Regions from separate parts of the Homo sapiens genome. Here region 1 is linked to region 2. Evidence: chromatin contacts called from ENCODE Hi-C or POLR2A ChIA-PET data. All regions are on one chromosome and are shown on one strand. Each heading gives the region's core, a stretch centred on a gene start or an enhancer-like site at or near the end of the contact. The rest is flanking DNA. Distances are from core to core; before and after follow the strand shown. Region 1 overlaps SLC19A1 (solute carrier family 19 member 1). Region 2 overlaps PCBP3 (poly(rC) binding protein 3).

Evidence for each region. A loop is a pair of places that touch in the nucleus more often than their neighbours do. ChIA-PET counts read pairs that join two places held with the same protein, here RNA polymerase II (POLR2A). Pooled maps may share reads with other maps.
Region 1: a pooled map shows a loop between it and region 2 (4-fold over the local background). The contact joins two enhancer-like sites. A Hi-C loop is called at or near these places in 3 of 50 pooled maps. POLR2A ChIA-PET finds 5 or more read pairs at or near these places in 2 of 52 experiments (H1 and WTC11).

Annotation. Positions count from the first base shown.
Region 1 is chr21:45,516,240-45,519,514 of GRCh38, reverse strand. The region is part of intron 5 of SLC19A1 (solute carrier family 19 member 1); the gene reads left to right. Among named protein-coding and RNA genes, the nearest start is that of SLC19A1, 25 kb to the left of the region's middle. RefSeq lists enhancers at 1,424-1,683, 3,083-3,275. Within about 2 kb of position 1,679, at least 5 of the 41 ENCODE cell types and tissues checked have a DNase peak (open chromatin) inside an H3K27ac peak, as active enhancers do.
Region 2 is chr21:45,816,955-45,820,337 of GRCh38, reverse strand. All of the region lies in intron 4 of PCBP3 (poly(rC) binding protein 3), which reads right to left. Among named protein-coding and RNA genes, the nearest start is that of PCBP3-AS1, 18 kb to the left of the region's middle. RefSeq lists enhancers at 2,330-2,829, 2,830-3,331. Within about 2 kb of position 1,882, at least 3 of the 41 ENCODE cell types and tissues checked have a DNase peak (open chromatin) inside an H3K27ac peak, as active enhancers do.

The sequences.
Region 1 (3,275 bases), core at 430-2,929, 300 kb after region 2:
AATGTTCACATGATACATCTTTTTCCATCGTTTTACTTTCAACCTTCCTATCTTGGTATATTTGAAGTGAGTTTCTTGTAGACAGCACGTAGTTGAGTCATGTTTTTAAATCGACTTTGCTAATCTCTGTCTTACAGTTGGTGTATTTAGACCATTTATATTTAATGTGATAATTTGTATATTAGGGCCTAAGTCTGCCATTTCGTTTTTAATTTTTCATTTATTCTCTGTTTTTAGTTTCTGTTTACATTTTTTGCAGCTTCCAGTGGGTTACTTGTACATCCTTTAGAATTTTGTTTGGTTTATCTATTGTGTTTTTGAATGTACTTAGTATAGCTTTTTTGGTTGCTTTATGGATTACATTAATACATAAAGTTTGAGTGAAGTATAAAAACGTTGCCTTTATGTCACTGTCATCTCCCGCTTACAGTACAATTATCTTAAATATTTTCTCTACATACCTTTAGTGCTACATAAGAAAATATTGTAATTTTTGCATTAATCATCAAACATATTTTAGGAAACTAAAGAAGGAAAGTCTGTTTTATTTACCCATAATGTTGCCTACTGTGGTATTTCCTCTTTCCTGTTATTTCAAGATTCCTTCTTTAGTAATTTCCTTTCTGTTTAGAGAACTTGTTTTTTGTTTGTTTTTTGCCATTATTTTAGACAGATCTGCTGGTTACAAATTTCTTCTCTTAGTTTTTCTTCATCTGTGAGTGTCTTGATTGCTCTTTTATTCTCAAAGGATGTTTTCACTGGATATAGGATGCTGGGTAGACAGTGTTCTTTTTTTTTAGCCTGTGAGAAATGTGGTGCCCCTTCCTCATAGCTTTCAGGATTTTTGATGAGCAATTACTGTTATTCAAATTGCTTGCCCGTAAAGTGTCATTTTTCTCTGGCCACTTCCAAGATTTTTTCTTTATTTTTATCGTTAGCTTATAGAAGTTTGAATATGGTATGTGTTGGTGTGATTTTGTTTGGGTTTTCTATTTGGGGTTTGCTCAGCTTCATGAATCTGCAGTGTACATCTCACCAAATTTAGGAAGTTTTCAACCATTATTTCCTGAAATGCTTTTTGAACCCCACTCCTTTTCTCCTCTTTTTCTAGATCCCCCATGTCACAAATGTTAGATCATGTTGTATAGTCCCACAAGGAATGAGGCTTTGTTCATTTTTTTTCAGTCCATTTTTTCTTTTGTTCAGGTTGGATAATTTCTATTGTTCTACCTCCAGTTCATTGATCATTTCTCTGCCTCTTCTATTTTGTTGTTGAGATGATTCATTAAGTTTTTAAATTCTGATTATTGTACATTTCAGTTCTAAATTTTTTTTATTTCTCCTATTTCTTTGCTGAGACTGTGTTTTTTCATTTGTTTCCAGCATGTTTGTTATTGTTCACTGAAGCATTTTTATGGTGGCTGCTTTAAGATCTTTCTTGGCGAATTCTACTGTCTGTGTTGTCTTAGTGTTGGTGTCTATTAATTGTTTTTCAGTTTGAGATCTTTGTGGTTTAGTGTGCCAAGGGATTTTTTAGTGAGATGCAAGCATTTTGGGTATGATGTAATTTCAGCATCCTGTTGTGGCTGACGCAACTCCTGCAGGTCAAGCGGGGTGTGCACCTCGCTACAGGCAGGTGGGGTGGAAGTCCAGGCTCTCACTCAGCCTTTGTGACACCTGAGGGAGGGTGGGTGGCTGGGTGGGGGCTCCTTCTTGTTGCCAGGCAAGGATGGGAGTCCAGCTCCCCTCGTGGCCCCCTTGATGCCCCTGGGGTTGGGACATTCTCATTATTGCTGGGTAGGTGAAAGTCTGGACTCCCGCTTGACCTCCTCTGACACCCCCCAGCATGGAGGGGGACAGGACAGGCACGCTCTTACTACTGGGTGAGGATAAGAGGCCAGGCTCCCCATATGGTCTCTGCTGACTCCGTGAGGCTTCGGGGGTGACTAGGCTCCCCACATGGTCTCCACTGACTCCATGAGGCTTTGGGGGTGACATCTTGGGCTTCCCTGTGGTCTCTGCTGACTCCTTGGGGGTGAGGGTGGGTGTCTTTACCAACCAGTGGGAGTGAAAGCTCTAGTGCCCACTGGTGTTGTCTGACACCACCCCGCAGGGGACTCGGGGGTCCTTGTTACAGGCTGGCGAGGGTGGGGGGTCCTTGCTGACATGGTGGGTGGAGCCGAGGTCTGGTGTTTGCGGGGAGCAGGGCGATTCCTGTCGAAAGGTCTTTCCTCATGTTGGGCTGACCCTTCCCTGGGTCTTAGGCCAGAGAGAGCTGCTTCCATGGGCTCTTTTTTCTGCATCTGTTGTCTTTTCCAGCCTGCTGCCTTCTTCAGTTTCAAAATATCTGAGGTGAAAAGAAAAGCCCCCAGGGAGCTCTGCGTGGCACAGTCTGTCCTTGCGTGGCACAGCTCCCCAGACCCCGAGGGCCCGGCCAGTCTGCCCTTGTGTGGCACAGCTCCCCAGACCCCGAGGGCCTGGTCAGTCTGTCCTCCTCGCTCCTGCTTTCAGAGTCTTCCCAGGTGTTTATCTCAGTGTCTTGGGTAGGAGAAGAGCAGGGAGAAGCGTGTCAGCCCCATCTTCCTCAGTTTGCTTTAAAAACAGCTGTCCTGGAAGGGTGCCGGTGCCGATGGGCTGCAGGGATTCTGGCCTGCGGATGTGGAGCTGGGGCCTCAGGGGTCTTGGGCGGGACTCACTGGGCTCTGCCCACGGATGTCCTGAGGGCACTGCAGCCTCCTGAACCCTCTGCACCTCCGGGAATGATCAGGTCCCTCCCTGGTGTCCCAGGGACATCTCCAGTCCCTCCTGCCCCTGGCAGCTGCGAGAATCAGGAGAGATGTGGCCAACGCTGGTGCTGCTCCTTCTGGTCATCGTAGCACAGCTTCCGCTGCCGAGATGGAGACGGGCTCCATGTGCAGGCTGCTGGGGGTTGCTCTGGGCGCGAAGCCCTGGGGATCAGCTCCTGGTCACCTGCTGTGGCTCTCCTCACCCTGCTCTGCCAGGCGGGACGTTCTGGCCCTCATGGGCACCCTTCCGCTGTCTCAGCACCATGGGGGGGCAGCAAGCACCACCAAGCAGGGGACTCGGGAGCAGACACCGCAGGCCACGCAGAAGCAGGCCACCTGCCAGGTTCCGAGGGGTTCTTGGGAAATGGTGGGAACCCCCCTTCAGGCCTGTGCCAGGTGGTGGAGGTCGGGGGGGCTGTGGTGAGCACTGTGGCACCTGCTCCTGGGGCTGGCCTCTGACCGCTGTGCAGTGTTCAGGGTCAGCCTCTG
Region 2 (3,383 bases), core at 633-3,132:
TGGGGCCCATGGGGCCAGGTAGGCGCAACGACCTCACAGGCAGCAAAGGTGTGCTGGCCCGTGGTGCCCACTGCCATGGCAGCCGGACTGGGTGTTCCCAGGACGGATACACTTGACATGGACACACCAAAAACACCTGACAGCCGGGAGAAGGCCAGCATCATCCCACACATAGCCGAGAGCCAGGAAAAGGCCAGCGCCACTCCCTTCAGAGGAGATGAGGTCTGAGCTGGTCCATGGGTCAGAGCCAGTGGCTGAAACGGAGACCCAGTCTCCAGGGAAGACCCGCAACAGTCCTGCGGTGTAGAGCAAACATTCACCCCACCTTCCCCAGCGGGCCTGAGTAACTGCCTGGAGTGACAGCATGATGGGCAGAGTGAGTGGCCAGGCCCTGGACCTTCAGACAATGGCTGGGTCTGGGGCCTGAGCTCCTGCCCACTCCAGGGGACTCAGACACCATCATGGACCCACAATTAACATGACAGACGGAGCTTGGCCCGAGTCCATCTGGCAGAGGCCCTGTGCCCGCACACCCATCTGCTAGACGTTCTGGTACAGCACTGGACAGAGGCGCCCAGCAGCTGCCAGACAAGCCCTCTGGCCCCGGCCTTGAGCAGGATATTAAGGCAGAAAAGGCCAAGTACAGTCCCCAGGAGCCTTCCCCACCTCAGCCAAGATAGCACCTGGGGAAGACTGTAGAATCTACACTACCATCAAGGACTTCAGGGCTGCGTGGGCGGTTTGACCCCTTTCCATTTTCCACTCTAGAAACCAGATGGACTCTGGGGACAACAGTGGCTGCCGGCCTCGGCCTTGGGGTGCCCAACGGCAGTGTCGTGCCAGGTGTGGTCTCTGCACCTGCATCCGCTTACTTGATGAACATGCCCTTCATCCCGTCTGTAAAGAGGATCAAAATTAGACTGTGTGTTCTTGGGAGAAGAGCAAATACATAACCAGCGCTTTCCCTCAGAGCTAAGGGAGCCCTTCCTGCTCTGTCACAGGACAGTCTTCAGGGACTCCGACTGCTTTGTTTAGGTTTTATTTTTTAGAGCAGCAAACTGAGCACAAAACACAGAGATTTCCTATATACCCCCATCCCCCACGGCCCATCCCCCACAGCCCGCCACCAGAGCAGTACATGAGTCACAACCAAACCCATGTGGGCACATCACCACCCCCCAGGTCCAGAGTTCACAGCAGGGCTCACGCTCGGTGCTGTACTCTGTGGTTTGGGCAAATGTGTAATGACACGCATCCACCATTACAGCATCACCCGGAGTATTTTCCCTGTAGTAAAAGTACTCTGTGATCCACCTACACATCCATCTCTCCGCCCAACTCTTGGCAACCACTGATCTTTATACTATTTTTATAGTTTTGTCTTTTCCAGAATGTCATATAGTTGGAATCGTATAGCATGCAGCCTTTTCAGGCTGGCCTCTTTCACTAAGTAACACGCATTCAAGGTTCCTCCGCATCACTTCATGGTTTGACAGCTCATTTCTTTGTAGTGCTGAATCATATTCCACTGTCTGGATGCACCACTGGTGTATTCATTTGCCTACTAAAGGATGTCTTGGTTGCTTCCAAGTGTTGGCAATGATAAACAAAGCTGCTATAAACATCTGTGTGCAGGTTGTTGTGTAGGCTGAAGTTTTCAAATCCTTTGAGTAAATACCAAGGAGCATGACTAATAGATCTCACGGTTAGAGAGATTTTAGTTTGCAAAGTGATGCAACCACTTGGGAAGGTAGTTTGGCAGTTTCTTACAAAACTGTGGCAGTTTCTTACAAAACATTCTGCAAATGGCAAAACTATAGTGACAATAAAAACATGAGTGGTTGCCAGGGGCTTCAGGGACGGGAGGAGTGAGTACGTGAAGCGCATGGGGGCAGTGGAGCTCTTCTGTATGACACAGTAATGACAGGGACACGTGTCACTGGACACTTGTCAAAACCTGTGTTCAACACAGTGAGCCCCAATGCAAACTATGACCATCCGTGAATAACAATGAACCAGGCCGGCGCGGTGGCTCACACCTGTTATCCCAGCACTTTAGGAGGCCGAGGCGGGCAGATCATGAGGTCAGGAGATCGAGACCATCCTGGCTAACAAGGTGAAACCCCGTCTCTATTAAAATACAAAAAATCAGCCAGGCTTGGTGGCACGCACCTGTAGTCCCAGCTACTCGGGAGGCTGAGGCAGGAGAATGGTGTGAACCCGGGAGGTGGAGGTTGCAGTGAGCCAAGATCGCACCACTGCACTCCAGCCTGGGCGACAGTGCGAGACTCTGTCTCAAAAAATAATAATAATAATGTACCAATATTGGTTCATTGACTGTACCACACTTGAGGCAAGATGTACGTAACAGGAGAAGCTCTGTATGAGGGGAGGAGGTGGCACGCTCTATACTTTCCAATAATTTTTCTGTATTGTAGAATACAATTGCCCTAAAACATAAAGACTATTAACTTTTCAAAAGTGAAATAAATCCTGAGTTCATAAGGATATCATCAACTGAAAATGGAAACCACAAGGTTTTGGATTTTGATTCCAACCATGAAGGAGTAAGGACTTATGATCCCACAGTAAAAACCTTAAGAATTGGACAGAAATAAGAAGCAAGTGTGTTCGAGCATTGCACAGCAGGGTGCAGGACTGTGATCTTTCACCCGGCGGAGACACACGCTGAGCTCCTCGCCGGCTGCTTTCTAGCTGCGTCCACTGTCAAGTTGCTGCTCACGGCAGTGCAGCACACACACAAGCTGCTGCCTCGCTGGGGGGCTGAGGACAAAAGGCAAGCATGGGGGCTGCGGCAGCAGCTGGAATATGGGAGATGGGGACAGCAGAGGCAAGAGCTAAGAGGAGACGGGGCCCCCAAACTGCAGGAAGATGTTGGCCAAATACTATGCTGTGCACGCAAGGACTCCATGAGGAATGGCAGAGAGAGACAGAACTACTGGGGAGTATGAGGTGAACAGACACGCTAAATGTCATGTGGTACCACGAGGCGGGGACTGCTCACAGCCACAGTGGAGGCCCCTCACTCAGCATCCAGGGTGTTCACTTGAGACCCATGAAAGGCTACACCTTAGGAGGAGGACAACGTTAAGTTCTAGAGGAAGGGATAGTGAAGACTTTCCTTGACAAAGTTCGACCGAGCCATGACATGAAGTTTCGGTAAATTAGATGCCTGCAGAAATAAAAACCAAAAACAACAAACACAACACCCCAAATTCTTAACAGCGTAGCATATATAGTCACGTGCCACACAACGGCATTTCAGGCAACAACAGACGTGCCATATACCACAGCCGTCCCTTAAAATTAGAATGGAGCTGAAAAGTCCCATCACCCTGCAACGCTGTGGCCTCCTTAGGAAG